2 separate regions of the Homo sapiens genome follow, and region 1 is linked to region 2. The links are chromatin contacts, found by Hi-C or POLR2A ChIA-PET in ENCODE. All regions are on one chromosome and are shown on one strand. Each heading gives the region's core, a stretch centred on a gene start or an enhancer-like site at or near the end of the contact. The rest is flanking DNA. Distances are from core to core; before and after follow the strand shown. Region 1 overlaps GAB1 (GRB2 associated binding protein 1). Region 2 has its middle 42 kb from the start of GAB1.

Region 1 (3,067 bases), core at 372-2,871, 84 kb after region 2:
ATCCATTTTTAATAAGCCAAGTACTATAAAAAGCATCAGAAGAACTTGTTAACTGAACTTATCCTAATGTTCTGATCACCTGTTTCTTTTAATAGACATAGTGGTTGCAACAATGCTTTGATTAGTTCCTTTTTGGAAGCTGGCTTTTGTTGGGGGGAGGGTTTTTGTTTCTTGTATCTTAAACTTGACACCTTGATTCTCATTGAAAAAACTTTCAACCATGTATGGTTGGTGATTTGTTGAAATTTATAACTGAAAATCTGCCACTCTGCTTTTAGTATTTGAAATGCCTTGGCAGGGAGACGTTTTTCTCAGAACAGATCTTTTGGAGGACCTCAGGAAGTTAATTATTCTGGCAAGAAGTTCTTTTTGAACTTTTTTGGATCATTATGATATTATGCTAATTTATCTAAAAAATGGATTCTAAGTTGAATAACTGTATAGTCCTGGCAGATAAGAGCATGTCAGATGTCTTGGCACAGTTTGGGGACAGAGGGGACTTTCCCACTTCTTTATGTAATCCACCATCATAATGTGGGAGTTTTATGAAATTTCTTCTGTTATACAGAAATACTTAGCTTTTTAGGCCGTATGTGCTGCTCAGTGAAAACAAGCTCTGTGTATGTCTGTATATGTTTAAATGAAATGAAAAAGAGAAGTGAAATCCAAGAAATTTCTGGTTTGCAGTGGTGATTATTTTTAGCCACGTTCATGTGTTTTAAACAATCCCTTTTAGGTCTGTTGAATGTAGCTTGGAACAGAACGTCCCATAGAAATGATAGTATAGTACACGTGGTGGCAAAGTTTCCATATTAGCCCTCAAAGATTATTTAACTCATCATATACTCACACGCTTTGCCGTACAAGGGGCAATGATGTATAGCGTATAAAAACACTGTTTAATAATACTCAACCTACAGCAACTTTCAATACTAAGAATGAAATAAAATTGAAAAATTGTAAAAATGCATAAGGATAAATTTTGTTTCTCTGAAAAGGTTGCTTTTGAGGAAAAGTAGTTTTAAAGAGACTTGGTGGTGTGGTAGAAGAACTCCCAGCAGACCTGAAGATGTAGCAGATGTATAGCAGTTTGGGCATCTTGGACAAGTAAATCATACTCGCAAGCCTCAGTTTCTTTTAATGTCATGGGGATAGTTGTGTGGATCAGAGCAGAATTTGTGTGAAGGTGATTTGCAAACTGTAAAGTCCTATGCAAATATACAATATATGTTCTGGTTCTTTTCTTAATTATGAAAATCTTGTATCCTGGCCTTTTTCTTGACACTCATATATTAGTAACAAAAATCTTTATGCTTAGCAACAATTAGTAAGGTCCTATTTCGCTCACAAATACAATAAATGCATGTTATTTTGACCTACATGGATGATAGAAACATTTGCTTTTTTGTGACAGCCTATTGGAACTTCCAAAGTGTCTCTCTCTCTCTCTCTCTCTCTCTCTCTCTCTCTCTCTCTCTCGTTTTTCTAGTCTCTAAACCTCTCTTGTTTTTTCTTTGTCTGAGTATCTTTCTGAACCACCGTCTCAAGTTTCAGGTTATACGACAGAGCTCATACTCCAAGCCCTGGCCTCTCTCTGACCTTGTGCCTCTGGCCTGGGACAAGCTTCACACTGCCAGACTCTGCAGCTGACCCTTTGTATCTCCCAGTAGTCTGAGCAGCATTCATTTGCTCAAGGTCTCACCAGAGACCAAACAGGGGCAGCCTCTCTGGAGAGACCATGGCCTCCCAACAGTATTTTTGATGTCAGTGGCCTAGCCTTAGGCCCCGAAGCCAGGAACTAGATGTGATAGGGGCCAAATCCCCCAAACCCGAGGAGCTTTTCTGGTAGAAAATGTGTTATGAAAAAAAGGGGGACTCAGTGGCCATTGCAGACCAAAGCCTCATTCATTGAGGTGGGGTAGGGGTTGCTGGGGACTACAATTCAGAGTTATATATGTAACAGAGTTATGCATATAATTCAGCAAACAAAGAGGCAAGTTGAAAAGGGTTTATTAAAGTATTAATGTTTGTGTCAAATGTATAAAATTCAGGAAACAGGCAGAGCAATAACATTTAATGTTGGAAGAGGACTTAGAGATACAAAAAATAGAGTTTATTCATTCTGGAGCAGAGAAATCTTAAGCCGGATAGGTTAACTGATTTGCAAGTGTCTCCTGCCTTCCAATCCTGCATCCTTAAGGATATCCTTAAGATGATACATCTGGGTTTTGCGATGCTCTGTTCTCCAGGTACGGTTAGCAGTGATTTTGCATAACTATGTGCTGAGACCCTAGGATCTAACAAACTATAAAGGTTAGAAATGAAATATGAGGTAGCCTACTATATCAGCCACCTCTGATTCCCTTCTCCCACCACAGGGAGAATTAGATTGACCGGCTGATCGATTGCTTGATTGAGACAGGATCTTGCTCTGTCACCCAAGCTAGCCTGCAGTGATCTCCACTCACTGCAGCCTCGACCTCCTGGGCTCAAGTGATCTTCCCACCTCAGTCTCCTGAGTAGCTGGCACTACATGTGCACACCACAGTGCCCGGCTAATTTTTTGTATGTTTTGTAGAGACAGGATTTTGCCATGTTGCCCAGGCTGGCCTTGAACTCCTGGGCTCAAGCTATCCTGCCTTGGCCTCTCAAAGTGCTGGGATGACAGATGTGAGCCACTGTGCCTGGCCAGTAATATGTATTAAGTAAGGTAATTTGTAGGAGCTTAGAGAGAACCAGCAATATGACACAGTTTCTGCTCTTTTGGGGCTTACAATACAGTATTATATCATCAGAGGGGGTCCATTCTGAACCATACCTTGAATTAGGCATTAGCATACTAGATTCTAATTTTGTTTCTTCCATTGAATTTCTAACGTGGACCCTGGTTAAGTCTAAGAGATCATTTAAATCGTGGGCCTCAGTTTTTTTATTCATAAAATGAGAATATTGACATGGGCCTCAGTTTTTTTATTCATAAAATGAGAATATTGAATCTTGAAACCCTGTTATTTTTACATTCTGTGTACAAAAGTCTCATGGTACTATCTTTAATTTTACTTATCAG
Region 2 (2,917 bases), core at 255-2,754:
AGCCTAGAAGCAGGTGAAGTTTTGTAGGCCAGTGGCTCTGCATTAGTCACCTTGAGGACGTGTTAAAAGTTGGACTGCTGGGCCCCACCCACTGAGATTTTGATTCAGTTTGTCTAGAGTGGGACCTGAGAATTGTTTACATTTCTCATAAATTATCTGATGATGTTGATGCCACCAGTCTGTGGACCACACATTGAAAATGACTGTTATAGACCTACACTCAAGACTTGTCCCCAGGATCCTACAGCTACAGAAGCAGGAGGAGGCAAGGCAAGTTCCAAGAAAATGCACTTCTACACAAGGGCAAGAACAGCTGGCCAACCCTTCCTTTCCCCAGAGCCCTACCTGAATCCTCCTAGGACTTCCAAAGGCCCAGGGCCACCTTTCAACTGACAGGCTACCTCAGGCCCATCTCTCATTGCACCAGATACACAGGGAAAAAAAGAAAAACAAAATTGAAAAGACAGTCTGAAGAGCAAAATAAGTCCCACTTCCCTCCAAAGGGTAGAAAAAAATGTTAACCCCCTTGCTCCTCCCCCAGAAACTCCACTTCCTATCATGATGACCAAGTTATTGATCATTGCTTTTGTGGAAGAATAAGGTTAAGCTTAGATGTGCAATTAACAAGGTTTATAGTCACGCGCTTTGCCAGATGAACAACTCTTTGCAAAAATATTTACCATAAAATAAAGAAATTGGCACTTCCAATAAAAATATCACTACAGACATTTTATTTGGCCATCCTAGAGAAACATCCACAGAAGTGATCAACACATAATAACCTCCCAATTATCTTTCTCTTTAAGACTTATGGTTTCTTAAAGTGCTTTTTTTTTTTTTTTTTTTGAGACAGAGTCTCACTCTGTTGCCCATGCTGGAATGCAGTGGCACAATCTCATCTCACTGCAACTTTTGCCTTCCTGGTTCTCCTATCTCAGCCTCCTGAGTAGGTGGGATTACAGGCGCGCACCACCACGCCTGGCTAATTTTTCTATTTTTAGTAGAGATGGGGTTGTGCCATGTTGGTCAGGGTGGTCTCAAACTCCTGACCTCAAGTGACCTGCCCGCCTCGGCCTCCCAAAGTGCTGTGATTACAGGCGTGAGCCACCACGCCCGGCCACTTAAAATGCTTTTAACCATGCAAATTAGAGAGGCTAGAGTTAATTTTATAATGCATTAGATAGTTGCTGGGATTACTATTGATTTTTTTCATTTCAAATGGCATTCAGTTAAGGAATATGTACAAATCATCACTGCTTCCATCTTGAATGGTCATTTATAAAATTTTAGGGGCTAGAACACATAAAATATTTTTAGCTTGGAAGATGTGTTGCAGGGTGGAATGTTTGTGGGAAATGTCCTCTACATGAAGGATTTCTGCTCCAAAATGTCTTGATTAATTAACATAAACAGCTTTGAGGAAAAAGAGAACAGCATCTCACGTCTGGCAGGATCCTGGCAGGGTTCTTTGGAAATTCCAAGGCAAGCCAAACACAGGGAAACCAGGCCTGTTCCATCCACGGCTGGTCCAGTTCCAGGGAAACGCCTTGGGCTTGGGAGAGCTCTGGAAAGGCTCTGCTCTAGTTGGCAGTAAACCAAAGTCCATTTCTTCTTTTGCTCCCAGGTCCCCTGAGATAATGAATTGGCTTCAGAGCCCTGGAGAAATGGGCTACAGCTGAGGAGACCTGGAGGACCCTGTCAAGAATGGCCTCAGTCAGGTGCGGTGGCTCACACCTATAATCCCAGCACTTCAGAAGGATTGTTTGAGGCTGGGAGTTTGAGACCATCCTAGGCAACATAGTAACACCCTGTCTCTACAAAAAAAAAAAAAAGAAAAAAAAAATTTAAAGAATGACCCCGATGCCCTGCTCTGCACTGTGAGCTTGTCCTTCCAGAATTTCAAAATGGAATGAATGGAATTAAGCATTATGAGAAAGAAATATAATATTTACTGAAAGTATCCTGCTGAGCTTTTAAAACATATGTTATTTAGTTCTTGCATTAACACTGCAAGACAGAGATTATTGCCTTTTCTATAATACCAGGGGAAAAAAGGGTGAGCAAGAAGGCTAAGTCATCTGCCTCACATCACATAACACATTAGTGACAGAATCAGGATAGGGACAAGAGCCTATTTTATAGCAAAGAAACCATCTTCTCCACCGGATTCCTCCAATTAACTATAGAAAAGGGGAAAGTTCAAAACAGCTCAACACTATTATATTATTTTAAGCCATTCAGACACGAAGTGGGAAATAAGTACTTTGCAGGTTTTTCTCAATATCAAGGAGTGATTCCCACCACCGGGTTCTTGGGCAACATTGCAACATTGTGAAAAAGGTGATGTTGGTTTACAACCTTTCTATATCCCAGCCTCCCTCTCCTGTACCTCTACTACTCCTCTACCACCCAGGGCCTACATTAGCCCCTCATCAGAGCTCCCCTCTCACTCCTGGAGTTTTCCAGAATCCTGATGTGGTCTCCCATCCAATGTCATAAAGACCATGTAATTGTGCCAGTGTACAGAGGAGAGATCCTTTGTACAAGAAGAAACCCACCTCCTACTAGTCTTAAACACCTCTTGCTTAAAAATTAACCCTTCCACGCTCACCACCAACCTCTTTTCAGTACTTCCAATGCTTCCATATACCTGGGCTCAATTTGTGAAATGAGTGTAAAATGCTATCTGAGTAAAATAATTTGCACCACTTGAATGACAAATGGATTCAACTATTCAGAGATATCTGTATTTTAAAGGAAGAGTTCTTAATGAATTTTGAACACTGAAAATTGTCATGAACTGGAAGGTTTTTCTAGATGTATTTCTTTCTGATTTTATCATGTTTCACTCTTATCTCTCAATCAGTCAGGGAGCAGTCATGGACTTGGTGTCCCCCATATGAAAGTTTGCCAAGGC

Evidence for each region. A loop is a pair of places that touch in the nucleus more often than their neighbours do. ChIA-PET counts read pairs that join two places held with the same protein, here RNA polymerase II (POLR2A). Pooled maps may share reads with other maps.
Region 1: a pooled map shows a loop between it and region 2 (2.1-fold over the local background). The contact joins two enhancer-like sites. A Hi-C loop is called at or near these places in 1 of 50 pooled maps. POLR2A ChIA-PET finds 5 or more read pairs at or near these places in 2 of 52 experiments (BJ and T-cell).

Annotation. Positions count from the first base shown.
Region 1 is chr4:143,377,195-143,380,261 of GRCh38, forward strand. The region is part of intron 1 of GAB1 (GRB2 associated binding protein 1); the gene reads left to right. Among named protein-coding and RNA genes, the nearest start is that of MIR3139, 35 kb to the left of the region's middle. Within about 2 kb of position 1,622, at least 17 of the 41 ENCODE cell types and tissues checked have a DNase peak (open chromatin) inside an H3K27ac peak, as active enhancers do.
Region 2 is chr4:143,293,012-143,295,928 of GRCh38, forward strand. No RefSeq gene overlaps it. Among named protein-coding and RNA genes, the nearest start is that of GAB1, 42 kb to the right of the region's middle. Within about 2 kb of position 1,505, at least 7 of the 41 ENCODE cell types and tissues checked have a DNase peak (open chromatin) inside an H3K27ac peak, as active enhancers do.